4 separate regions of the Homo sapiens genome follow, and all the other regions are linked to region 3. The links are chromatin contacts, found by Hi-C or POLR2A ChIA-PET in ENCODE. All regions are on one chromosome and are shown on one strand. Each heading gives the region's core, a stretch centred on a gene start or an enhancer-like site at or near the end of the contact. The rest is flanking DNA. Distances are from core to core; before and after follow the strand shown.

What was found. A loop is a pair of places that touch in the nucleus more often than their neighbours do. ChIA-PET counts read pairs that join two places held with the same protein, here RNA polymerase II (POLR2A). Pooled maps may share reads with other maps.
Region 1: a pooled map shows a loop between it and region 3 (6-fold over the local background). The contact joins the promoter of IL4I1 here to the promoter of KCNC3 in region 3. A Hi-C loop is called at or near these places in 1 of 168 maps with a recorded cell type or tissue (right lobe of liver) and 6 of 50 pooled maps. POLR2A ChIA-PET finds 5 or more read pairs at or near these places in 1 of 52 experiments (B cell).
Region 2: a loop to region 3 is called in a map of dorsolateral prefrontal cortex, with 6 times the contacts of the local background. The contact joins the promoter of NUP62 here to the promoter of KCNC3 in region 3. A Hi-C loop is called at or near these places in 3 of 168 maps with a recorded cell type or tissue (dorsolateral prefrontal cortex, naive thymus-derived CD4-positive, alpha-beta T cell and posterior cingulate gyrus), 5 of 37 single-sample maps with no recorded cell type and 18 of 50 pooled maps. POLR2A ChIA-PET finds 5 or more read pairs at or near these places in 4 of 52 experiments (Caco-2, GM10248, HEK293 and 1 more).
Region 4: a loop to region 3 is called in a pooled map, with 9 times the contacts of the local background. The contact joins the enhancer-like site here to the promoter of KCNC3 in region 3. A Hi-C loop is called at or near these places in 5 of 50 pooled maps. POLR2A ChIA-PET finds 5 or more read pairs at or near these places in 2 of 52 experiments (HCT116 and HEK293).

Annotation. Positions count from the first base shown.
Region 1 is chr19:49,894,776-49,898,981 of GRCh38, forward strand. It overlaps IL4I1 (interleukin 4 induced 1), which reads right to left and starts at 2,112. Exons shown (of 8, transcript NM_152899.2): 1 at 2,060-2,112; 2 at 1,373-1,407; 3 at 1,040-1,278; 4 at 293-405. The coding sequence starts at 1,385. RefSeq lists enhancers at 598-647, 3,042-3,221.
Region 2 is chr19:49,928,254-49,932,347 of GRCh38, forward strand. It overlaps NUP62 (nucleoporin 62), which reads right to left and starts at 1,251. Exons shown (of 3, transcript NM_016553.5): 1 at 1,073-1,251. It overlaps ATF5 (activating transcription factor 5), which reads left to right and starts at 952. Exons shown (of 3, transcript NM_001193646.2): 1 at 952-1,147; 2 at 2,479-2,775. The coding sequence starts at 2,598. It also overlaps a transcript of IL4I1 not described here. RefSeq lists silencers at 782-841, 1,692-1,741.
Region 3 is chr19:50,326,492-50,330,725 of GRCh38, forward strand. KCNC3 (potassium voltage-gated channel subfamily C member 3) reads right to left here and starts at 2,886. Exons shown (of 5, transcript NM_004977.3): 1 at 1,722-2,886. The coding sequence starts at 2,591. LOC105372437 (a long non-coding RNA gene) reads left to right here and starts at 3,129. Exons shown (of 4, transcript XR_007067299.1): 1 at 3,129-3,304. RefSeq lists enhancers at 1-24, 2,601-2,895 and silencers at 1,749-1,838, 2,447-2,996, 3,077-3,136, 4,014-4,193, 4,207-4,234.
Region 4 is chr19:50,677,755-50,682,284 of GRCh38, forward strand. All of the region lies in intron 21 of SHANK1 (SH3 and multiple ankyrin repeat domains 1), which reads right to left. Among named protein-coding and RNA genes, the nearest start is that of C19orf81, 31 kb to the left of the region's middle. Within about 2 kb of position 1,742, at least 4 of the 41 ENCODE cell types and tissues checked have a DNase peak (open chromatin) inside an H3K27ac peak, as active enhancers do.

The DNA of each region.
Region 1 (4,206 bases), core at 862-3,361, 430 kb before region 3:
GGTGCCTGAGGGTGTGGGGATGGTGGAGCTGCAGGCCTGGAGGGGCCAGCACAGGAGCTGGCTTTTGCACCAGGCAGGGCCAGCTGGAGGTCTGGTTGGACCAGGTGGCCCGAGTGTTGCCAGAGGCCCAGGGCTGGCGCTGGAGGCAAGACTGAGGTGAGGATTAGGCGAAGGATGGGGTTGGAGGCTGGGTTTGGGAGTCAGAGTGGAAGTTCGGGCCCACTCTGGTGTGGGCATGGAGCTGGGGGGCTAGTTGAGTCTAGGCACACAGGTGGGTGGGTTGCTAGGTCACCTGTGAGAGCTGGGCATGCGCATGGCTCCCAGCTCCCCAATCCAGCCCGTGTTCTGGTCCCGGTAGGTGAAGATGCGGCCCCCGATCCTGTTATCTGCCTCCAGGATGGTGACCTGAGGGAGTCCGTGGGGCGAGGAGGGCCCTTCAGCTCCACCCACTGACCATCCCCTGCCCTCTACCACCCCGTGCCAGCCCCCTGCCTTCTTCCATCCCCACAGTGGCCCAGACCCAGACTAGGAGAGGGTCCCCTTCTGTATGGAGGTGGGGGAACAGAACTGAGTGAGCAGTTCCAGACTGCAGGAGGAAGGCTGCCAGCTAGACTGCAAAGGGACTTCCCAGCTCGGGGAGTTCGGAGATGACCCATATGCGTAGAAGCCCCTGGGCTGGCCCATTCTCATTCTCGGATTGCAGTGAGTAGGTCAGTGGTTAGACCTCAGGGCACACATCCCCTTGGTAGAGTTTCCCTCTCCACCAACAGGCGCCCCACCCCAGGACAGAGGAGCTTTGAGCCAGTGAGACTTCCCTCTGGGATGAAAAACGTGGGACAGGAAAGTCTGGGGCCTCTCAGTGGAGACATGTGACAGCAGGGGGCTTGGGCCTCACCCCCAGACTACAGGGAAAGATAGCCTCTCCCCCCACATCCCCACCTCCACCCCCTCAAGGAGGAACGCGGCCGTGTCCCTGTGCCCAGGGACTCCAGCCTGCAGCAGGAGGGACTCCAGGTAGACTGCAAGCAGTGCTTCCCACCTTGTGTCCAGCATCGCTGAGCACCTTGGCGGCCACCAGCCCGGCCACACCAGCGCCAACCACAATCACCCTCTGGGGCTTCAGGGTCCGATTGAGCCCCCAGGTCACCACCTTGAGCAGCTGCTCATAGTCAGGATCCTGCATGCATTTCTCGAAGGGGTCTTGGCTGCGTTCAGCCTTCCAGTCCTGGGAGGCCACCAGGCTGAGGAGGATGGGGACGAGGACGAGGAGGTGCAGGGCTGGGAGGAGGAGGACAGGGTCAACGGGGTTGTGGCAGGTCGGGGGAGAGGGGTTCTACTCACTTGTTCCAGAGCCCCTCCCCTGCTTACTCACCCAATGGGGCCATGACTCTCGGTGGGAGATGGTGTCTGGGGTGGAGGAGAAGGGAGGGCTGTTGTGACTGAGGCCTGTGACCACTGTAGCCTGACTCTGTCTCCCATGGGCTGCCCAGCTGCTAGAGCCGGCCCTCCCCCAGTCACTGTCCTGCTCTCTGGACCTGTGTCCCCTAACCCCATTCCTTCAGAGTCCCCTGGACCGTCCCTGCCTCCCTCCTCACCGGTCTCCACCTCTGCCACAGCTCTCTCGGGTTCCTGTCTCTTTCTCTTCTTTTCCCTCTTTCTTTCCTTTCTTTCTTTTTTTTTTAACAGTCTTTCTCTGCCATCCAGGCTGGAGTGCAGTGGTAAGATCTTGGCTCACTGCAACCTCCGCCTCCCAGGTTCAAGAATCCTCCCACTTCAGCCTCCCAAGTAACTGGGATTACAGACACCCATAACCAAACCTGGCTAATTTTTGTATTTTTAGTAGAGACGGGGTTTCGCCATGTTGGCCAGGCTGGTCTCGAACTCCTGACCTTAGGTGATCCACCCACCTCGGCCTCCCAAAGTGCTGGGATTCCAGGCATGAGCCCCCGCGCCCGGCCTCTTTTCCCTCTTCCTCATCTCCCCAGCTCCTGACTGCTTCTCAGTCCCTATTTCTGTGGGTCCTGTCTCTCTGTCCCCCCACCACTGGCCGTGTCACTACCTCCAGCTCTTGGTGACAGCAGGACAGCGCGGTCCTCTCCACTGCCCTCCACTGTCTCTGCTGTGGCCCTTTCTCTCCCCTTAAACTGGCAGAGCCCCGCCCACCCCTCCTTTTGGGAAACTGGCCGAGGGAAATGAAACTGGTTTCCTGGAGCTGCTCTGGTCCAATGCTCAGAGTCTAGTTGAGGTTGGAGAAAGGGGGTTGGAGGAAGTTAATCAGTCTATTCACTTCCTTTTGCCCCAGATAGTTCTGGGGTGGTTTGGAGGCCAGAAATAGATGCTCAGGTAACCGTGCCAACAACGGGGAATCCCCTTCGGTTTGCCCCCGTCCCTGATCACCAGGCCACTTGTTTCTATCCTCCCCTGCACTCTCTCTGCCTCCTTGATTCCCACGGGGACAGAGGGGCTACAGGTCCCTGGGCCAGGCCAACTTTCCCCTCCAAGTCCCTCTCCGTCAGGTGTCGCCATGTCCTGCAGGGCCCCCCATGGTTCCACTTCCCTCTCCACTTGCCACCCAGAGCCTCAGTCTCCCCCTCCGTTACATGGGTGTAGCAGTGGGGCTGGCAGCCGTGGTCCCGGGGTCAGGACGTGGGCTCTGAGCCCGCCCTCCCCTCTGTGGCTCTCGTCTACAGCTGTCAAATGACGTCTACAGACGTCACAGTGTTTTAGGATCAAGTGAGTGAATCCAGGTTAAGTTCTGTGGCCGGAACCTGGGGTAGTACTGGAAGCTGCTCCTTTGGAAATGCCAGCTGCTGTGGCCGCAGGGGCACTCAGGGGTTCTATGAGTGACCACCCGGCAGAGGGAAGCGCCCAGGCTTCACCCATCCCTGCTTTAAGAACCACCTCAGTGCTCAGGGCAGGGAGTGGGGCGGCACCTTGGAGTGGGTGGGGGTGGAGAAACAATAGCAGGGACTTTCCTTGGGGTGGGGGAGAGGGAGCCAGGGGCTCCGTGAGGAGGAAAACCAGAGGGAGGCAGATTCTCTGCAGCAAGGGTTGGGTGGGGGTTGGAGGGCATTAACAAGAAGGAAGATGGGAAACTCCCGCAGTAAATCAAAGAGGGATGCGGTTATGGCCGGGAGGGGCTGGGGGGTGAATGTGAGTAACAAGGCATGTGACGCAGGGGCGGGAGGCCGTGGCAAAGGGAAATGATCAAAGAGCTGGAGAGTTCAGGGACCGAAAGAGCTTGGGTCAGCAAAAATAGTGACGAGGGCCAGGGGTGGCTCACGCCTATAATCCCAGCACTTTGGGAGGTCGAGGCAGGCGGATCACCTGATGTCAGGAGTTCAAGACCAGCCTGGCCAACATGGCAAAACCTCGTCTCTACTAAAAATATAAAAATTAGCCGGGCATGGTGGCATACGCCTGTAGTCCCAACTACTCAGGAGGCTGGGACAGGAGAATTGCTTGAACCCAAGAGGTGGAGGTTGCAGTGAGCTGAGATCGTGCCACTGCACTCTAGCCTGGGTGACAGAGCCAGACTCCATCTCAAAAAATAAAAAATAAAAATAAAAAATAGTAATGAGGGCCGGGTGCGGAGGCTCACTGCTGTAATCCTAGCACTTTGGGAGGCCGAGGTGGGAGGATTGCTTGAGCCCAGGGGCTCGAGACCAGCCTGGCCAAGATGGCGAAACCCTTTCTCTAAAAAAGAAAAAAATAGTGACAAAAATGTTCCCATGGCGATCACCTGCCTTGGAGGCCGCCTGGTGCTCAGGGCTTTGCACCCATCGTAAGCCTCACAATGCCTGCATTTGAGGCCAGGCACAGTGGCTTACGCCTGTAATCCCAGCACTTTGGGAGGCTGAGGTGGGCGGATCACTTGAGGTCAGGAGTTCAAGACCAACCTGGCCAAAATGATGAAACCCTGTCTCTACCAAAAATATAAAAAATTAGCCAGGCGTGGTGGTGCACACCTGTAATCCCAACTACTCGGGACACTGAGGCAGGAGAATCGCTTGAACCCGGGAGGCAGAGGTTGCAGTGAGCCGAGATTGCACCGCTGCACTCCAGCCTGGGGGACAGAGTGAGACTCCGTCTCAAAAACAAACAAACAAACAAACAAAAAACCAACAACAATGCCTGCATTTGATAGTTGAGGAAACTGAGGCTTGGAGATGGCGAGAGGGTGGGACAGGAGGACCCTGGGGCACA
Region 2 (4,094 bases), core at 1-2,500, 400 kb before region 3:
ACGCCTGTAATCCCAGCACTTTGGGAGGCCGAGGCGGGCGGATCACGAGGCCAGGAAATTGAGACCATCCTGGCTAACACAGTGAAACCCCGTCTCTACTAAAAATACAAAAAATTAGCCGGGCGTGGTGGCGGGCGCCTGTAGTCCCAGCTACTCGGGAGGCTGAGGCAGGAGAATGGCGTGAACCTGGGAGGCGGAGTTTGCAGTGAGCCGAGATCGCGCCACTGCACTCCAGCCTGGGCGACAGAGACGGAGAGACTCCGTCTCAAAAAAAAAAAACAGTTGAACAGGAATGTATGAGTTGAGCTCTGTGCATAAGGCTTGCCAGACATCGTCTTATTTGAGTCTCATAAACCCACCAGGCGAGTTGATTTTTCTTATTTTACAGATAGGGAAATGAAGTAAGAGAACTTAAGTTATTTGCCCGAGGCCATCCTGGCAGGTCTGTATTTGGGAGAGTGCTGTGACTCATGCTGGACTCTAACCCACGAGGGTTTCTCAGAGTCAGCAGCTGGGGGATGAAGAAGTGAAAAGTGACTGGCAGGAAATTCTGCAAGCAAGGAAAGGGAAAGAGAAATGAACTGGTGCAGGTCTGCGGGAAGAGAATGAGGCTGGATCCTCAAAATCACAGGAGGAAGCAGGCCCAGACCTCAGAGGCAGAAAGAGAAAGAAACCAGAGCTTAGAGTCAGGAGGAGGAAACCAGACCCCGGAGCCACAAGGAGAGGGCTGGATCCCCGGCTCAGAGGGAAGAGGTCGGATCCCCAGCTGAGAGGGAGGAGGGTCCCGGACCCTAGGAGTGGGAAGGAAAGGCTCGGATCCCCTGATCCCCAGGAGGAGGGGACCCGGCTGCCTCCCGGTTGGGGCCGCGCGAGGGCGGGGCGCGGAAGGATCCGGGAGGGCCGTGCTCCGCCACCCAGTATATATCTGTCCCCAGTCCCCGGGGCCGCCTCATTCCCTGTCCTCGGATCACAGTCTCTTCTCACTACAGTGTCGCCGCCTCTGCCTGCGTAGCCCCGGCCATGGCTCTGTAGCCTCGACCCCTTTGTGCCCCCGGCCCGTCTCCGCGCTCACCACGCCTGCGCTCTCCGCTCCCACCTTCTTTCTTCAGCCGAGGCCGCCGCCGCCTCTCCTTGCTGCAGCCATGGAGTGAGTAACCGCTTACCTCTTCTCCAACTGCCTTTCCCGCCCTTTCGCAGCTCGTGGCCCTCTTTAGGGAGCCCTGGGGGGTGGGGAGTCGCGAGCGGGGAATCACGGTCGCGCAGGCGCAGAAGTAGTACGGTGGGCCGAAGGCGCGCGGCTGCGCATGCGCACTGGGCCCGGGGCCGGGTGGGAGAGTTCTAGACTCGATGTTTGTCAGCCCGCGTGCAGCTGGGCCTGAGCACTCCAGGGGAGGGTGTGTTTTTTTTTTTTCTAAACGATTCTTCGTGCTTGGTTGTTCCTGCGCAGTAGCCCACCAGTGCCCCGTAGTGAAAGAGCTGCGGACCCTGAATGGCCGCACATGCGCATTGATCCCCAAGAGGGCGGAGGTGTAAAGGCAATTGGACCGCTCGGGCGACGTAGCATGCGCCTTGGCCCTCGGCGCAGAGCCGCGTGTGGACGGGTGGCGTTCGGGTAGCCGTTCTCCGCGTGCCCCCTCTACCCTCCTCCACCCTCCCTGCCCCACGTTGCTCTGGCTCACAGCCCAGCTTCCTTCCTTTTAAACCAGGCACCTGCTGAGGCGGGGACTGGCTTAGATTGACAGGGCAGAAGGCGGGACCCAGAGGCAACCCTCTAAGTGGGTGGGGATAGAACCACTGTCGTCACGATGGGTGGGATTTCGGAAGCACATTGTGAGAAGGGGCGGGGCTAAACCAACCGTTAGTTGAGGGGTGGGGTTTCGATGTGACAAAGAGGCGGGGCCTCTGGGGAATCGGGGGAGGGGCGGAGCTAAATAAACAATGAGGGGCGGGGCTTGGAGGGGCAGCGGCAGAGCGAGGAGTGGGATTTGAGTGGATAACATTGCTGAAGGGCTGCGGCCTGGGGCAGTTCCCCTGGGAACTGGTTTGGGATGGAAGCTAGGAAGGCAGTGGGGCCAAAAGGAAATATTTTAGAGGAAGGGGCGTGGCTGGAAGAAAATGTCCCTGGGATTGAGTTTTTCCTTGAGGCGAAATATTCTGAGGTGGATGGGAGGGGCCTAAGGTAATTCCCCTGGGAGACCTTTAGGTTTTTTTTTTCTGTATTGGGGGAAGGGGTGGGGCATCGGTCCTACTTTAGGACCTAAAGAAATTCCCTTGGGAGTGGGTGGGGCTCAGAGATTTGGGTAAAGAAAGGGCAAATTTAGAATTCGGAGAGGCTGAGGCTTAGTGTTCTAAACGGTGGTTGGAAGGGGGAGGGAGGAGCCTCATGGACGTGCCTGGGGGTGTGGCTTGGCTTCCCCTTGATTTTGGCCGGTGGATGACGCTGTCCTGACCACACCCACTCTTGTCTCACGCGTGTAGGTCTTCCACTTTCGCCTTGGTGCCTGTCTTCGCCCACCTGAGCATCCTCCAGAGCCTCGTGCCAGCTGCTGGTGCAGCCTCTCCTGTTGCCATCAGTGCCCAGCACCTGTGCTACAGCCATGTCACTCCTGGCGACCCTGGGGCTGGAGCTGGACAGGGCCCTGCTCCCAGCTAGTGGGCTGGGATGGCTCGTAGACTATGGGAAACTCCCCCCGGCCCCTGCCCCCCTGGCTCCCTATGAGGTCCTTGGGGGAGCCCTGGAGGGCGGGCTTCCAGTGGGGGGAGAGCCCCTGGCAGGTAAGGGCAGGTGGAAGGTGGAGCTGGGGAGTGGAGGGCAGGGGAAGATGGGGGAGGAAGAACTCATCCATGTATTCAATAAATATTGAGTGCCTACAATGTGCCAGGCACTGTTTTAGGTGCTGAGGATACGGCTGGGAACAAGAAGAACATGGTCTGTGCCTTCCAGCAGCTCACACTGTGGGGAGTAGACCAGAGATAAATTAAATGAGAGTGTATTGGAATAAGTCAAAAACACCTAGCAGCTGAGCTACAAAATGACAAAGGGGACCTAATATAGAATGGGTAGCCAGAAAACCTTCTCCAAGTAGGTAACATGTTGACTGAGGCATAAATGATGGGAAGGAAGCCAGGCATGATGGCCTGTAATCCCAGCACTTTGGGAGGCCAAGCGGGGAGAATTGCTTTAGTCCAGGAGTTCAGGACGTGGGCAACATAGCGAGACCTCATATCTATAGGAAAAAAAAAATTAGCCAGGCATGGTGGCTCACGCTTGTAGTCACAGCTACTTGGGAGGCTGAGGTGGGAGGATCGCTTGAGCCTGGGAGGTCTAGGCTGCAGTGAGCCAAGATGATGCCACTGCACTGCAGCCTGGGCAACAGAGTGAAACCCTATCCCTTAAAATAAAAAAAAAGTAGGGAAGGAATGAGGAAAACACCCAAGGGAAGAGCATTTTAGTTGGAGGGAACTGTATATGCAGAAGCCCTCAGGAGGCAGGAATCATTTCATTCATTACTGTATCCCAAATGCTTGGCACATAGTGGGTTTTCAATAATTAATGAGTAAAGATGAAACAAGGCATATGTGCGTGTGTATCTGTGTGTGTAATGTGATCTAGTTTGCCTTTTAAAAAGAGAGAATAGAGACACCACAGATACAGAGTACTCGGTAAAGGAGATGTTGGAATGGTTGAAGAAATGCTTGGTTGACTGTTGCTTGAGTCATTGGTTGGTTGGCTGGTTCTTTTTTTCTTTTTTAATTTTTTTTTTCTCCTGGACCCTCTTATGGGTTAAGACTGATTCTTTCATTGGCTAATTTGTTGGGTTTTGGTTAACTGGTTCATTGGTTGATTAATGGGTTGATTGGTTGGTTGACTGATTTATTTGGTTGGTTGACCGATTCCCTGATTGATTGGTCGACTAGTTCATTGGTTGGTTGGTTGGTTGGTTGGTTGACTGGGTGGTTAGATGGTTGATTGTTGGTTGGTTCGTTGACTGGTTTATTGGTTTCTTCACTGGTTTGTTGGTTTATTGACTGGTTTGATGATTCAGTGGTTAGTTGTTTTACTGAATGAATGGGACAGATGCACCTGAATGAGA
Region 3 (4,234 bases), core at 1,636-4,135:
CCCCCGGCGCGAATGCGGCACTGCGGCTCCGCGTCCTTCCCGGCTCAGGACGCGGCACGGTGGGGGGAGGGGGCCAAGACCTGCTCCTCTGTGTTTGGGTACCCAGGAGCCCAGGAGGGGGTCTTGGGATCGCTCTTATTTCCCCCATTTCCAATTGCCCCCATTTTGCACTGCCCCCCTTTTCCACCACATTCTCCCTCCGGGGTCCCCGGGACAGGGAGGAAGTTAGTAGGAGGAAATGGTTCAGGAGAGAACCCAGGGGGAGGGTAGTCATTTAGCCTAGGAAGTTATGGATGCTTGAGGAAAGTTTTCTGGGAGCGATGGAGAGAGCTTTGGGGAAAATCTAGAATTTGGAGAGAGAGAGAAGGCTCTTTGGTTCACTTTGATGGAGGGGGACAGACTGAGGGGCTAGGTTCTGGGTTTTGCACGGCGGGGGGGGAGGTTCGAGAAAGGAAGAGGGCAGGTGGAAGGAATCCCAGGGCAAGGTAGAAAGAATTGTAAGTTATTTTGAGATGAAAGTTTTAGGGCTGATGACTTGAGGGGCCTCCCAGGGTTTGAGGTTAGAAAAAGTTCTAGAGCAGGAGGGAAAGTCACTTAGACTAGGAAACGGGCTGTGGGGGCTTTGGATGGGGGGAGTCCCAGGGATAGAGAGTGCACTGTGCAGTTAAAATGATGGAGAGGAGAAGCTGCGAGGATCTATGGAGGAGGAAGAACAATTCTGGAGGACATGTGAGGGTTCTGGAGAGGAAAGGCATATGATGGGGGCATGGGATGCTTCTGGAGGCACTGAGGAGGAGTGTGAAAGGCTTGGGGGAAGTCTGGAGCTTTATGGGGAAAGTCCTTGAGATGGGAGTTGGCGTGGAGGTTGAAGAGTGTTAAACACAGAGTGAACACAGAGGGGGCCTGGAGGTTCCAACGGAGAAGATGCCCCAAGACTCAGTATTGCAGTGAGGGGGAGGTGAAAATGTCCAGGCAAGAACAAGTGGAGGTTTAGAGGGGTCCAGAAGGCTGTGAGGTTGGGGTGGGGGAGTTTTCTGAGACTCTGAGAGCAGAAGATACTGCAGGAAGGGAGTGGAAAAAATAATCAGAAGATTCAAACTTGGAGAGAGAGGTCTTCTGGGAGACGGGCCACGGGGTGAATCGGGGAGGTGCTGGGAGAGACTGAGAGTTGAATAGGGGGCCCCAGAGAGTCTGGAGAAGGCAGGGAAAGTGGGGGTCAGGGCTCACAGGGCCTAGGAGAATTTGAGGGCTGAGAAGGGATGTCTTCTGAGGGGCTGGGGAAGGTCCAAGAAACCAAGGGCTGGACGGTGACCAAGAGTAGTGAGAAGAGATTTGATGGGGCCCAGGAGACATGAGGGTTGGGGAGGGTCTCAGAGGAGCCCAGGAAAGGTGGGGACCGGGTTGTTCAGAGAAGCACGGGAGATTCACGGTCTGGAGGAAGTGTCTAAGCGTCTAGGGTGGCCTTGGCGGGGGAGGGGGAACTTTGGAGGGGTCTGGAAGAGCCCGAAGGTTGGAGATCCGTCTTTGGAGGATCTGGGGGATGGCTGCGAGAGGGGGGTGTGTTCGGAGGAGCCCAGGAGACTCAGGATTGGGGAAGAGGCTTCTAGGAGACTGAGAAGCCTAGAGGGACCCGGAGGGTTGGAGCTGGGGCGCTCCTGGGAGACTGGGGGCGCCTGGAGAGGCGGGGGTGGGGTGGATGGGGGCCCCGAGAGCGCGCTCACCCTGGCAGCCCGCGACGAGTAGGGGTCCTCGAAGAGCGCCCACACGCGGGGCTGCCAGCGGCGCCACCATGTGCCGCCCGCGCCGCCCGCGCCCCCTGGCGGCCCCCCGGCGCCGCCGCCCGCGTCCTGGAAGCAGAGGCGCTTGAGCTCGCCGCCCGCTCCGTCCAGGCCGCCGCCGCCCGCGCCCGCCTCGTCGTCCAGGCCTCCGTCGTGGGCGCCTGCGGCGTTGGCGGCGTTGGCGGCGCCCGCGGGGTCGGGCGCCTCGAAGGAGTCGAGCGCCTCCTCAGCGTCGCGATGCTGCCGGTAGGTCATCCAGCAGCAGGCCTCCACGTCGGTCTCGTCGATGCCCCAGAAGCCGAGCTCCTCCTCAAACAGGGGCCCGCACACGTCGGCTGGGCAGTGCAGCTTGCCGGTGCGGTAGTAGTTGAGCACGTACGCGAAGACTCCCGGGTGCCGGTCAAAGAAGAACTCGTCGGCGCCCGGGTCGTAGTCGAAGCGTGCCGCCGCCTCGGGCTCCGTCAGGCCGGCCAGCCGCGTCCCCGGCAGGGTGCGCAGCGTCGAGCGGTACGTCTCATGGCGCACGCCGCCCACGTTGATCACGATCTTGCCGCTGTCGCCACCGCCGCCGCCGTGCCGCCCCATGGCCGCCGCCGGCAGCCCGGGGCATGGCTCGGCGCGCCGGTCCCCGGGCCCGCGGGGTGCCGGGGGGCCCGCCGGGGACGCGGCGGGGCCGGGCTGCGCAGGCTGCTGCTGCTGCGGCGGCAGCGGTGGCGGCGGCGGGGACTCGGGCGGCTGCGGCGGTGGCGCCGGCTGCTGCTTGCTGGCCCCCTGGCGCCCGCGGAAGGACGAGACGCAGACTGAGCTCAGCATTGGACGGGGGGCGGGGCGGGAGGGGCGGGGACGCAGGGGCGGGGACACGGGGGGAGAGACCGACGGGATTGGGTGGGAGGAGGAGCGAGGTAGCGGGGGCGTGGCTTAGGGGAGAGGAACCAAACTGATTGGCCTGGGGGAGGTGGGGCGGGGCTGTGGCTGGGAGGAGTGGGGCGGGCACTCTAACGCGACCCAGCTGGACGAGTCGGGGCCGCCAATGAGACGGAGCGATTGGCTCTTTCTAAGAGAGCAGGGAGGAGGGGCGGGGCGGGGCGTCAAGGGAGGCGGGACCGGTTACTACTAATTGTGTTCGGCAGCACTGGTAGCCAGGGGAAGGCGGGGCTAGATACGATAGAGAGAGACCTTACTGAACTGAAAAAAGTGCGGGCGGGGTAGAGGGAGGAGGGGACACATCCAAGCTATTTAAAGACGCCCGACTGGCCTGGAGGGGCGGGGCCACCATGAGAGAGGCCGTCCTGATTGGGCTGAGAAAGGGGCGGAGAGAAACAAAACAGATCGCACGCCCTCACCTAAAACACCGCTAGGCAGGACCTGGTGGGGAGGAGCATTGCTTGGAAGAGACAGGGCCGCAGAAAGTAGAAACGGTCCAGATGAGACTGCATGGGGCGGGAACTAGAGATGGAGGACTTTCCCGCGCAAGGGGGACAGGCTGGACTGAAAGAGGACACGGGAAGAACAAAGACTTAGACTCGGTGAGAAGGTGTTGAAACTTGAGAGAGTCCTGGAAACCCGAGAGGGTCTGGATAGGCCTAAGGGAGGGAGCGGGGCTGAGGCTCCAAGGCGGGCCTGGTTAGTCGGGGCTGGGCCCGGAGAATGAGTGTCCGGATGGATGAGTGGTACTGAGGAAGGTGAGTGGGGTCGACAAATAGAAAACGTCTTGAGGCAGGGCGCAGTGGCTCACGCCTGTAACGCCAGCACTTTGCGAGGCTGAGGTGGGTGGATCATTTGAGGTCAGGAGTTCGAGACCAGCCCGGCCAAAATGGTGAAGCCCCGCCTCTACTAAAAATACAAAAATTAGTCGGGCGTGGTTGTGGGTGCCTGTAGTCCCAGCTAGTCGGGAGGTTGAGGCAGGAGAATCGCTTGAACCTGGGAAGTAGAGGTTGCAATGAGTCGAGATCGCACCACTCCACTCCAGCCTGGGCGACAGAGCGAGACTCTGTGTCAAAAAATAAATAAATAAAAGAAAAAGAAAACGTCTTGAATGGGCGGTAGGAAAGAGAGACTAAGGAAGGAGCGGGGCTTGAGGGTCTTGAAAGCAACCAGGGTAGGCGAGGGCAGGGCAGGGCTAAGGGAGGGTAGAGGAACGGGAGAGGTGGATCCCAGGGGAACAATGAGACTACAAAGAGTACAAAGCTACTGGGCTGGATGGAGGGGAGGGACCTGGAACGGGGAGTCTTCGGGATCAGAAGACCTGGGAGAGGGCACTGCCTAAAGGTCACAGGGTCTCAAAGGGCGAGGCGAGAACTTCTAACGAACGCTACACCGCGGCGGACTGCAGATTGGAGGACCGAGGGTAGATGAGGACTGGTGAGGAGGGGGCACGCAAGGAGGCAGAGAGGACGGGAGAGGGGAGAGGCCAAAGCGCCAGGAAGCACCGTCAAGACTGAGGCAATATAGGCAGG
Region 4 (4,530 bases), core at 492-2,991, 350 kb after region 3:
CACAGGGCCAGCTCCAAGCAGGCTTCAGGAGGTGTCGCCTGAAGGCATCCCTGCTTTGACGGATTTCCTGCCATGCTGCTCTTCTCTAAGCGCTTCTCAGCCTGCTCAATCCTTCTCCACTTTGCTGAATGTTTTTCTGACCCCCTCCCCCACCTCCTTCAGCCACAGACCAATACTCTGCTTGGCTTTCTGTCCCGTCCTGCAGCTGTGTGGTATCAGAGAGCAGAACCTTGCAAAAGATAAAGGCAGTAGAGAAGTGGCAAGTGGAAGGAGACACTCTTGTGTGAGCCATTTTACCTGCTATTTTTCGTATGTGTCCTCACTGGATCCTCACACCTGTGAGTTAGGGTGGATTATACCCATTTGGATGATAATGAAAGAGGCCGTGGATCAGAGAGAAAAGGTCCTTATCCTAGACCAGCCAGCGAGTAAGGAGGAGATTCAAGATGCATCGGAGAAAAGAGGTCAGAGTGGCTCAAAAACCCTGAGATAAAATGGGAGGGGTACGAAGAGCCAGGAGAAGGGGGTGTGACCAGTCAGGAAGCACACGGGGACTGCTGAGGGGCAGGGCTGGAGAGGACAGCAAGAACAGAGTCCAGGCAGGAGAGGACAGCTGGGAGGAGGGGAGGAAGGCAAGGGAAACACCTGCATGGGGCACGGGGGCAGGTGGTGGGGGCCAGAGGGAGAGGCGAGGGTCAGGTGACAGGTGAGGGTGAAGGTGATGAGGCAGGGATCCGAGTGACAGTGGAGGGGTTGATGTGACAGTGGAAGGGTCAGAGTGACAGGGAAGGGACCAGGGTGATGGGGGAGAGGTCAGGATGACAGGGAAGGGTCAGGGGGACAGTGGAGAGGTCAATGTGACAGAGAAGGGGTCAGGTGACAGAGTAGGAGTCAGAGTGATGGGGAAGGGTGAGGGTGACAGGGTGGGGGTCAGGGTGAGAGAAGAGGTAAAAGAGAGACAGTGGAGGAGTCAAAGGGAAAACGGAGGGGTCAGGGTGATGGGGAAAGGTCAGGGTGATGGGGAGGGGTCAGGGTGATGGGGAGGGGTCAAGATGATGGGGAGGGGTCAGGGTGTGGGGAGGGGTCAGGATGATGGGGAGGGGTCAGGGTGTGGGGAGGGGTCAGGGTGATGGGGAGGGGTCAGGGTGTGGGGAGGGGTCAGGGTGTGGGGAGGGGTCAAGATGATGGGGAGGGGTCAGGGTGATGGGGAGGGGTCAGGGTGTGGGGAGGGGTCAGGGTGTGGGGAGGGGTCAGGGTGATGGGGAGGGGTCAGGGTGATGGGGAGGGGTCAGGGTGATGGGGAGGGGTCAAGATGATGGGGAGGGGTCAGGGTGATGGGGAGGGGTCAGGGTGTGGGGAGGGGTCAGGGTGATGGGGAGGGGTCAGGGTTACAAGCATTACAGGTAAGGGGTGAGGGTGATGGGGGGGTGTCAGTGTGACGGGGAGGGGTCAGGGTTACAGGCAAGGGGTCAGGGTGACGGGAGAGGGCTTAGAGTGGCAGGGAACTGGTTAGAGTGAGGGGGAGGGGTGTCCCCGACAGAGGAGGGTGCAGAGTGACAGACGCCTCGTCAGATTTGCAAGCTGACAAAAGACACTTCAGCACCATGTGGAAGAAGAAGGGACAAAAATGGGTTAGCTTGACATAAGAAGGGTCAGGGTGACAGGAGAGATGTCAGACTGACGGAGGAACCATAACAATCTGATGGGGCATCGCACTGACTCCCCAGGGAGCACCTGAACTCCACCAACCAACGGGAGCATTCGCTCCCGCGCAGAAGGGACAGCCAATCAGAGTGCGCAGCCTTGCATGACGTCACTGGCTGCCGGGCAGACTCCCCTTCAGTCCGCCGCCCAAAGGCCCAGTTCTCCGTCACCTCGTGGTCTGGCGCCTCAGTGGCAGCGCATGTCCTGCCGCTGACCAGTGGCTGGGGAACTCCTGCTAAGGAGGCAGCCCTGAGAGGGGATAGGGGAGAGAATGGACGGGGAGACAACTGAAGAGACAGAGATGGGGGGACAGAGATAGACAGAGACAGAGAGAGGGAGACAAGGAGACACAGAGACAGACGTAGAGAGACAGAAAAAGAGAGACAGAGATAGAGAGACAGAGACAGACAGACAAAGGCAAAGATGGGGAGAGAGACAGAGATGGAGAGACAGAGACAGAGACAAAGGCAGAGATAGGGAGACAGAGATAGAGAGACAGAGAGACAAAGGCAGAGATGGGGAGATAGAGATGGAGAGACAGAGAGACAATGGCAGAGATGAGGAGACAGAGATAGAGAGACAAGGAGAGAGCTAGGGAGACAAGGAGACACAGAGACAGAGATGGAGAGACAGAGACAAAGAGACAAAGACAGATGGGGGAGAGAGGGAGGTGGGGAAACAGGGAGGGATGGGAAGAGAAAGATAGGGAGAGTGAGAGAGGCGAAGAGCGACAGACAGAGATGGGGCCTAGAAGGGGGAGAGACAAGGACTGAGAGATGAGAGGGGAAATGAGAGGGCGATGGGAAGCATGGGAAGCAGGAAGAGCCCAGAGAGGAAGGAGGGAGGGCAGCTCTGACTCAGAGAGGGCCTGCGCAGCCCCAGGAGGGAACCCCAGAAGTGGGGAGTGCAACTGAGAGGGAGCAATGACGTCTCAGACTGAGAGATGAGGGGGCACGAGGGAGCCCTCGGGCATCAGTGGCGGGTGACAAAGACAGTACCAGAGAAAGCCAAAGCCATACCGAGGGGCGGATGGACAGCAGAGCCCTAGGAGGAGACAGCCCAAGAGGTGCCCTGACCTAGGGTGGATCTGCTGGGCTCCGCGCCCCTGCTGTCCCTACCTCCTCTAGGTTATATGCAAAAGTGCATCTTTGGAGAGGGTTGAAATCTCCCAGTTTCCAAGTCCTTAGATAGTGGCATCTTTTTTTTTTTTTCCCCGAGACAGAATCGCACCCTGTCACCCAGGCTGGAGTGCAGTGGCGCGATCTTGGCTCACTGCAACCTCTGCCTCCCAGGTTCAAGCGATTCTCCTGTCCCATGCTCCCGAGTAGCTGGAATAACAGGCGTGCGCCACCACACCCAGCAAATTTTTGTAGTTTTAGTAGCGACGGGGTTTCACCTTGTTGGCCAGGCTGGTCTCAAACTCCTGACCTCAGGTGATCCACCCGCCTTGGCCTCCCAAAGTGCTGGGATTACAGGCGTGAGCCACCACGCCTGGCTGATAGTGGCGTCTTATACAATGCTTTGCTCTTGTTCACTTTTGTGCAGACCTGATCCAAGAAGCCTCGGGGGGTACTGCACCCCCCACCCCACTGCATCTAGACCAGAGGGAAGATGCAGGGTGAAGAGGGGAGAGGAGCCTAAATGAATGGGAAATCGAGACACCGAGAACAAGACCAGACGTCGAGAGAGGCCACCAAGATGCAGAAACCTCATGAAGGGGCATCTGTATTGACTCAGAGAGCGGGAAAGATAAAGATGGCAGGTGGGAAGGAGCAGAGAAGGCGGCAGAGAGAGCCTCCGACATGAGAGGGGGACCTGGAGAAGGCCCAGGGACAGATCCAAGAGGTGAGAGAAGAAAAGGCGAGGGGGATGTACAGGGCAAATGACTATGGGTCCTCTGGACACAGAGGGAAAGGAGGTCTCCCAGAACTCAGGTGAGTGCTTGTGAGTTTCATTTCTAGGAGGCAGGGGCAGGTGGGCAGCTGGTTTTATTACTGGCTGGTGTCTGGGCTCCTCTGGGGGTGGAGGTCTTTGGAGCTCAGAGGGTGAGTTCCCTGAGGGTTAGGCTCTTGACTGTCCTGTAACTGGGTTCGTGCAGGGTAGACCTAGAACTGTGGCTGCCTGGCACTTTACAGGAGCTCTGCGCATTTGTTGAATTAATGAAAACAGGACTTGCTCTAATTAGTTTATCAGAGATTTACACTCAGTCTGATACGCTATTGTGGGGTCTCTGGTGTTGCGGGGTCTCTGGAGGCATACACAGAGATCACTGGTGAGCCATGGTGGACTTTCTAGTTTATTTTATTTCAGTGAATTAATTTATGTATTTATTGAGACAGGTCTCATTCTGTTGCCCAGGCTGGAGCTCAGTGGCGCAAGCATGGCTCACTGCAGCTTTGACCTCCCTTGCTCGAGTGATCCTCCCACCTCGGCACACACCATGACTGGCTAATTTTTAAATATTTTGTAGAGACAGGGTCTCACTATGTTGCCCAGGCTGGTCTCGAACTCCTGGCCTCAAGTGATCCTCCTGCCTTGGCCTCCCAAAGTGTTGGGATTACAGGTGTGAACCACTGTACCTGGCCTATTTTCTTTTCCTTTTTTCTATTTTTTTTTTAGACGGAGTCTCGCTCTACTGCCAGGCTGGAGTGCAGTGGCATGATCTCGGCTCACTGTAACCTCCATCTCCTGGGTTCAAGTGATTCTCTTGCCTCAGCCTCCCAAGTAGCTGGGACCACAGGTGCACACCACCACGCCCAGCTAATTTTTGTATTTTTAGTAGAGACGGGGTTTCACTATGTTTGCCAGGATGGTCTTGATCTGTTG